3 separate regions of the Homo sapiens genome follow, and regions 1 and 2 are each linked to region 3. Evidence: chromatin loops called from intact Hi-C (ENCODE). Cell type or tissue: dorsolateral prefrontal cortex. All regions are shown on one strand.

Evidence for each region. Hi-C counts contacts between places; a loop is a spot of excess contacts. Peaks named below come from ENCODE experiments on the same cell type or tissue, not always from the same donor. Only the 100,000 strongest peaks of a DNase experiment are listed, where the experiment ranks them.
Region 1: it touches region 3 in a loop (5-fold over the local background); 26 of 110 quality-filtered maps call a loop at or near these places.
Region 2: it touches region 3 in a loop (6-fold over the local background); 2 of 110 quality-filtered maps call a loop at or near these places.

Annotation. Positions count from the first base shown.
Region 1 is chr15:58,181,737-58,184,236 of GRCh38, reverse strand. AQP9 (aquaporin 9) reads right to left here. Exons shown (of 6, transcript NM_020980.5): 6 at 1-276. The coding sequence ends at 102. Among named protein-coding and RNA genes, the nearest start is that of AQP9, 45 kb to the right of the region's middle. In dorsolateral prefrontal cortex, CTCF peaks have their summits at 1,293 and 1,503 (motif pointing right); a DNase peak (open chromatin) is centred at 1,506.
Region 2 is chr15:57,820,654-57,823,153 of GRCh38, reverse strand. No RefSeq gene overlaps it. Among named protein-coding and RNA genes, the nearest start is that of POLR2M, 120 kb to the right of the region's middle. In dorsolateral prefrontal cortex, no CTCF peak of the experiment used is centred here; a DNase peak (open chromatin) is centred at 1,163; H3K27ac peaks cover 2,500 bases.
Region 3 is chr15:57,749,971-57,752,470 of GRCh38, reverse strand. LOC105370834 (a long non-coding RNA gene) reads right to left here. Exons shown (of 6, transcript XR_001751554.3): 4 at 1,025-1,300. Among named protein-coding and RNA genes, the nearest start is that of POLR2M, 45 kb to the right of the region's middle. RefSeq lists enhancers at 1-87, 510-1,262. In dorsolateral prefrontal cortex, CTCF peaks have their summits at 861 and 1,061; no DNase peak of the experiment used is centred here; H3K27ac peaks cover 909 bases.

The sequences.
Region 1 (2,500 bases), 430 kb before region 3:
TGGGTGGATTCCACCTCAGGCTTACAAGAACACAGACACTTAGATGCCATCTTTCTGAAGAGAATCCCAAACTGACTGCAAATCCAGAGCTGAGCATGCCACTACATGATGACACTGAGTTCATATTTCTCTGGTTTGTCCTCAGATTGTTCTGTCTTAAAGACTGAGTCAGGCTCTGGATGGTGGATTTCAATGACAAGAACATAGATGAGGCCTCCAATGACAGCACCAACCAAAGGGCCCACTACAGGAATCCACCAGAAGTTGTTTCCAGCTCTGAAATCAAACAAGAAATTAGTGATACATTTCTTGGCCTTCCTCCTGGTATTACTGTCTAGTTTTTCACTCACTTGTTAGTCTTTCTCACACTCATGGTTCCCTCTTAACTCAGCAAGAGCTAAGTATAAGGGGGGCTCAGTGCAGCATGGCAACTGCCATCCTTGACTTTCCACTACACCTGATTTCAGATGATCTATTTAATTGTCCTACTAATATTTGTGAGATATTATGTCTTATTTATTTTCTTTTTATAAAATATAGTGCCTGAGCCCATCGTTAAGATTGAGGGCCCCTAAGAAAGTTCAGGTCAATTATTCAGAATTGCCTTTCCCTCATCCTGAAATAATGATTCCTGTGGATTACAAGCAGAATGTGGAGAGATTCCTGGGCATCATTAGTGTATGAGGACAATCAAACTAATCAATCAGGAAATGTTTTTCAATGAATGAATGAATTTTTAAAAAATCTAAGGTGGATGTGTGAATTGCCTTCTAAATATAATTTAAATCAGTACTTATTTTTTAAGATCTTAGCTTGAGGCTACCCTCTGATAAGGCTGTCATGCCATGGCTCTCTCTCTTCCAGAAATCCTCAATGTTAGTACATTACAGCAAAGCTATAGTTCTGGGGAAAAGCAGGTATCTTTGTGAGTTGTCACCATCTTCTTTGGAGAGAGAAAATCCATGTAAATAATTTCTTAGAAAGGATCAGGAAAGCAAACAAATTATACAGTATATTGTTTAAGGATATATACATTTAAGATAAAAGTATTTTTAAAAAGCAGGGGAATGGAAAACACAAAACTTCAGGATAAATGCAGAGGGGATGGGAGACAAGAGGAGTACCCAGAGGCATGTAAGAATTTCAGTGTTCTAGTTGGATTCTAGAAGGACCCATAGCTTTTCTTTTCATCATTATGCTGAATAACTACACATATGTTCCATGTGGCCTTTTGTATATCTCAAACTTTGATTAGAAAGAACGATAAAGGAAATAAGCAGGACACAAGAACCCTGTCCTAGAATCCAGGAAACTAAGTCTAATCTCAAGATTATCTAGAAGGTCTTTGAGCAAATCAAACCCCCATTCCCCATCGTGAGCTCCATTTCCTTCATCTGCATGGTCCCTTCCACCTGGGGCACCTAAGTGGTCTCCGAAGTCCTCCATTGCCCTTGCAGGGTTGATGGAAGAGCACTGAGCCTGAGCATGGCAGCCACCAGATGTCACTCTTACCACACGGCAGCGAGGATGCTGTACTCGGCCGCCCTCACAGTGCCCTTCCCCAGGCCCCAAATCCAGATGGATTTTTCTAGGGGAGGCACATGGAGGGTGGCTGCCTCTCCCGTTTGGCTGTAAAGACTTGAAGTCTTCTCTAGAGGTCAAAACATGAAGGGAGTATAAGCTACCTGTTGGGTCCATCATTTCCTTTTATGGCAAATTTCTTCCTGTCATTTAGCAGATGAAGGTCCAAGATATCAGCCAGGGTACACGTCCTCTTCACTGGCTGGATGCTTTTTATTTTATCAGATTGGACATGTTGTATCAGGTTCACAAGTCACAAATGGAGGCGCTCAGATGTGGTTACCTGCCTAGCCTAGTCCTATATGCACACAAATAGTGATCATTTGCACACTATGATTCGGGAGATGCCAGGAACATGTGTATGTTAACTGTCTAAAGGACCATCTTTAGGGATTCAATACTTTGGGCCAACTATTTGAAAAATTTAATAATACTCCTGAGAGCTTTCACTGATTAAGTCATTAACAATGTGAATAAGTGGAGAGAAATTTGATGGGAAACATCTTAACATTTAAAGGAAAAACCAAGAGTCTTTGGCCAGGGTCTGTTGACTCTTGCCCTCATCAAACCCTCTGGCATCTCGCTGTACCTGCCATCATTCCACTGCTTGCCGTTCAGGAGTACATGGGGACCTGGGAACAAGGTAGCCTTGTTTTTTTTCTAAGACCTTAGGTGTAGGTCCAAGCTAGGATATCTACTGAGGGATTTCCCTTGAATATAGAACTCTGAGGAAATGAGACACTCTAAGAACACTTTGGAAGCCTGTTGTCCCTCAAAGGTTTTGGGGAGAAATTTTTGGTTGAGGATTACCAGCCAACCCTGCTCTTTCCTAATGGGTTTCTACTTCCCCACTCTCTCCTTTTTCAATCAGTCTTATAGGATGATGCCAGATTAATTTTGCTAAATTGACATTCTAAAC
Region 2 (2,500 bases), 71 kb before region 3:
ATGTGTCACACATCTATCTCATATATGTCACCCATATCTCATTTGAATTACAGTCATCTCTCAGTATCCCTGGGGTATTGGTTCCAGGACTCCTATGGATACCAAAATCCATGGATGCTCAAGTCCCTGATATAAAATGGCGTGGTATTAACATATAACCTATGCACACATGTAAACTCCCCTATACTTTAAATCATCTCTAGCTTACTTATACGATCTAATACAAGGCAAATGCTATGTAAATAGTTGTTGCAGAACCTGCAGATAAGGAGGTAGATAATATTGGTAGATGAAAGTGAAAGAGTGAGGAACATGACACTCTATACTACTGGTAAGAGTATAAATTAGTGCAAATATTCTAGGAAGGTATTTTGGCAATGTACACCAAAAATTTTGGAACTCTTTTCTAAGAACTTAACCTAAATTAAATGTCAGAGCTGTGGAAGTGAGTTTAGGGACAGGAATATTAATTGCATTGTTGTTTATAACAGCTGAAGAACGGAATCCACCCAAGTGTTCAACATTAGAGGTTAAAATCTGATCCATCCTCTTGAGGGAATACTGCACAGCCATTAAAATTCACATGTGACAGAGTATTTAATGAGAAGATATTTTTCAAAGTATATGTTTAACTGAAAAGAGACTGAATTTCAAAATAGTATAATTGTATAATCCTAATTCAGTATGGAAAAGAAATTATATGCATAGAAATGTTAAGGAATTATCTCAGAACAGTTATACGGGAGATTTTTTTATCTCAGAATGGGTATATGGGAGATTTTGATTCTTTTCATTGTGATTTTCTAGCCTTTCCATCCAAATTTTCATATAAAGAACAAGTATTAATTTCCCGGAATAGAGAAAACTTAGTACATCCTATAAAATATTCCTAGGTGATTGATATTTTGGTTCCTGGTAGGTAGAAATGAGGAATCCATGCTTTGATTTTTAACAGAATAATGCATTAGTTTGAAAAATGTACTCCTTGGTATAAACAAATATTCTGCTCCTGTTTTTCTGTAATGTTTTCATTAAAAGAGGCATTGTCTCCAAGCATCGAAATCTATCAATATGATCTTTGTTTTCCTTGTTGAACCTATTGTTGTACTACATTGTATCACATTTCCTTGAAATGGTCTATTCATGCACTGCTGGAGCCAAAGCCCGATGTGATCTTTGTGTGCAGTTACTAGTAACATAAACTTGCACAAGTTACCCTCTCTGTACCTCAGTTTCTTCATCTCTACAATGGTACTTCACAGTGTATATAAAGAACTCAGACCCCTGGCTGGCACATAGAAAGACCTCTACAAATGTTAGCTTGCATTATTATCATCATTATTAATTTATTCAATATCATCTTACATTATTTTCTTGTATTTCATTTAAGATCAACATTCCTAAAGTGATCTTGCTCTGTAGTTTTATTTTGCTCATTGATATGGTTTGACTGTGTCCCTACCCAAATCCCATCTTGAATTGTAGCTCCCATAATTCCCATGTGTCGTGGGAGGGACCCAGTGGGATGTAATTGAATCATGGGGGCAGTCCTTCCCATGCTATTCTCGTGATAATGAATAAGTCTCATGAGATCTGATGGTTTTATAAAGGGGAGTTTCCCTGCTCACGCTCTCTTGCCTGCTGCCATTAAGACATGACTTCGCTCCTTTTTTATCTTCCACCATGATTGTGAGGCCTCCCCAGTCATGTGGAACTGTGAGTCAATTAAACCTCCTTCCTTTATAAATTACCCAGTCTTTGGTATGTCTTTATTAGCACCACGAGAACAGACTAATACACTAATGGTATCTTGATCGGTTATGCGTACCAAGGTTGTGCTTGCTTTATGTAATAAACTGGGTAGCAGTCTATCTTTTGCTGTGTTCTGGAACAATTCACGTCCCTTGCATTTACTTCAAAAAGGGAAACACAACCTTTCAATTATACAAAATGGTTAGCATGCCAAGTTATAGAACATGATACAGCTGCTAATCATACCAGCATTCCTGCATATATTACAATTTGGGCTCAACAAATGCAAGTCATTTAATTATATCATTTTCAATTTAATGCTATAGACATTTATAATATATTATTCAATGAGAAAAAGAACTTACAGAACAACCTGTGAAATATCATCTAATTTTTCTTTATAATTCCCATATATTCTCTTCTCAGGCATGTGTGCATGTGAGTATGTGTGTACTCCAAAAGCTAAATGGTAATTTCTAAAAAGGGCTAGTAATTAAGGTAATTTTAAAAACTGTTTTTTCTCTGTCTGTTCACCTGTTTTTACACTAAATGTGTATTACTCATGTAGTCAAAAAACAAAATGACATTTAAAACCTATCCCTACATTTATGGTTATCTACTTTGTACACACAATATTCTTGACCTGGTAGGGGATGAAAAAGATCCCTGTGATCCAGCCCCTGCTTCCTAGAAGTTAGTAATCTAGATCTAGATGAAGTAGAAACATACATAACTGTGAAATTGTTGT
Region 3 (2,500 bases):
AAAATGCAGTGATCAAGAGACATACCATTTAAATGCAACAGCAAGAAATGAACATTAATGCCAAAAAATAACATGACGAATCAAGGAGCAAACTTCCTCACAGTAAAAAGCCATAAGGAACAGAAGCAAGGTAAATATAATACCCAAGAGCCAATTTAATCTCAAGTAAAGTTTCAGAGCAAAATTTTATATTACTGGGGACAAAAGGGTAGGTACATCAATGGAGACATTCCCACCTTTAGCAGTGCTGACCTTGCTCCTATCATACCTGGGGCTGGGCAGGCAAGAATGGAGGGAGCAGGAAGGGGAGTCAGCTTAGGTAGGAAATGTCATAAGCAAAGCCTGGGTGGACATCACCTCAAAATATTGCTAGGGCACAAATTCAAATAATCCCTTTCATTCTTTTTTTGTTTGTTTGTTTTTGTTTTTGAGACAGAGTCTTGCTGTGTCACCCAGGCTGGACTGCAGTGGTGCAATCTGGGCTCACTGCAACCTCCGCCTCCCAGGCCCAAGTGATTCTCAAACCTCAGCCTCCAGAGCAGCTCAAATCTTCTCTTTCATTCTGATGAGAAAACTCTGCCTTATTCTTTGAGCTTGTGGCAGTTGTCTGTAGTAGCAATCAGAGGGTTAATTGAATATAATGAAGATATAGAGGAGGACACATCAGTTAATTAACTTAGGAGAAAACATTCCCAGGGTTTTGATTTACTTCACAGGAAGAAGCAAAATATTGGACATCTTCTATTATTTCACTCTTGCCTAGAGAGTAAATGTGAGATAAACTTGCCGAAAATTCCAAAAAGGTTGCTATAATCCCTAGCCATCTCAGGGGTGATGTTTTCATTACAGGGAATAAAAGGTTGTCTTTAAAATGCAAACACACCCTGAGTAATCCTCTCAGGAATCTACTTTGAAGCCACTAGATCTTACCATTTTGGTTCTGGGGCTTCTGAAGAAAATTGCAAAGGAAAGAACTAATTCCTTTTTTTTTTTTTTCTTTAATTGGAAAAGTTTTTGAACCAACCTGCTTCCATGATGGGCAGTGAGATGTTTGCTGTGCTGCTGACATCTACTGAGAGACTGTGAAATAGCAGTTCGGGAAGTAAAGGAAATCAAAGCTCCTCTTGAGAAAGCTCTGTCTCTAACAGGTGATGCCATCTGTAGCACATCATCGACCTTTGAGCAAGCACTCATCAATTTCCACAGAATGTCAGGATCCTGGAATGTTCACCCAGGCAGCTTGGAAAAAGGAATGGGGCTGCAGCCATTGTGGGGACAGCAGTCTCCCTTCTAGCACTCTCTGCAAAAGGAAAGGAAACGCTTCTTAGAGCTTGATACCAATTTTCACACTCAGTCCCCTTAGCACCCTTCCAGCTTAGTATTAGTAACTCATTGTACAGATGCAAAAACTCAAATCCACAAATGTCCCGTGGCTTATCTAAAGCTACACAGCTAGAAAGTGTCAGGACGGGAATGAAACACAGAGAGTGACCTGTCTCTGCGCCTGTGCCCTGTCCATACTTTCTGTCCCCAAGAGAGCAACACCATAGATCCAAACCAAAACCCCAAAAAGCCCAACTCTAGGAAATGCACAGGCTCCACTTCACTCCCAGGAGATTCCTATGGATCTATGGAAGAAAATGAGGCAGTGACCGAGGAATTTAAACTCTGGGGTGAAATCATTTCCTCCCAATTATTCTTCGTCTAATGACAAAGATGCACCACTAAAAAAGTGACCTATGCCCTCTAACCTCTGAGAAGATCTGAGTCACATGGCAATTCTATTTGTAACATTACAAGATTATAGAGGCCAGTTTTCCCTTCCTCCTCATTTTCTTCTCCCCCATGACATTTTTAGAAAGTCACATTCATTTATTTTATCATTAGCTATATGCCTTAACCCTGGCCTTCAGTGCAGAGCCTGCTTCACTCTTCTGTAAATTAGCTCATTCCTCTGCAGGTGGACCCCAAATAATCTAGCATGTCTTCCTTCCACACATAGAGGCACCTGTTTGCACACACTTAAAGCTATCCGTCTAAACAGAAAACTGTTTTTGATGTATGTCATTCTGTGGGCAGCTTTTCTATGCCATGACTGCTAACATAAAAGGAGATATGAGCCAAGTTTTGAAAAAAAAAAACTATTATTTCACAGAAAGTGGTTATCAAAATAGTAAAAATAAAAATAAAAATAAAAATTAACTTCATTAAAAATGATGGTATCGGGCCGCAGGGGGGCGGAGGTTCTGCTGGTAGGTCAGCCAGGGAATGAAAATGAGCTAGGGGTGAGAGTACTTTTCTCTATAAGTTGGTTTGGTAAGTTTTGTCTTCTTTTAGAAAGCTGGGTTCCAAAAGGGTAGACAGAGGGCTCATTAAGTAGTTATTTTTTCAGTTACTGGTTTCAACTAATTTTTTGGAACTGATAATGCAGGTACATGGTATAAATTTCAAAAGATACAAAAGACTATACAGTAAAAAGCAAGTCCCTCTCCTACCCTGG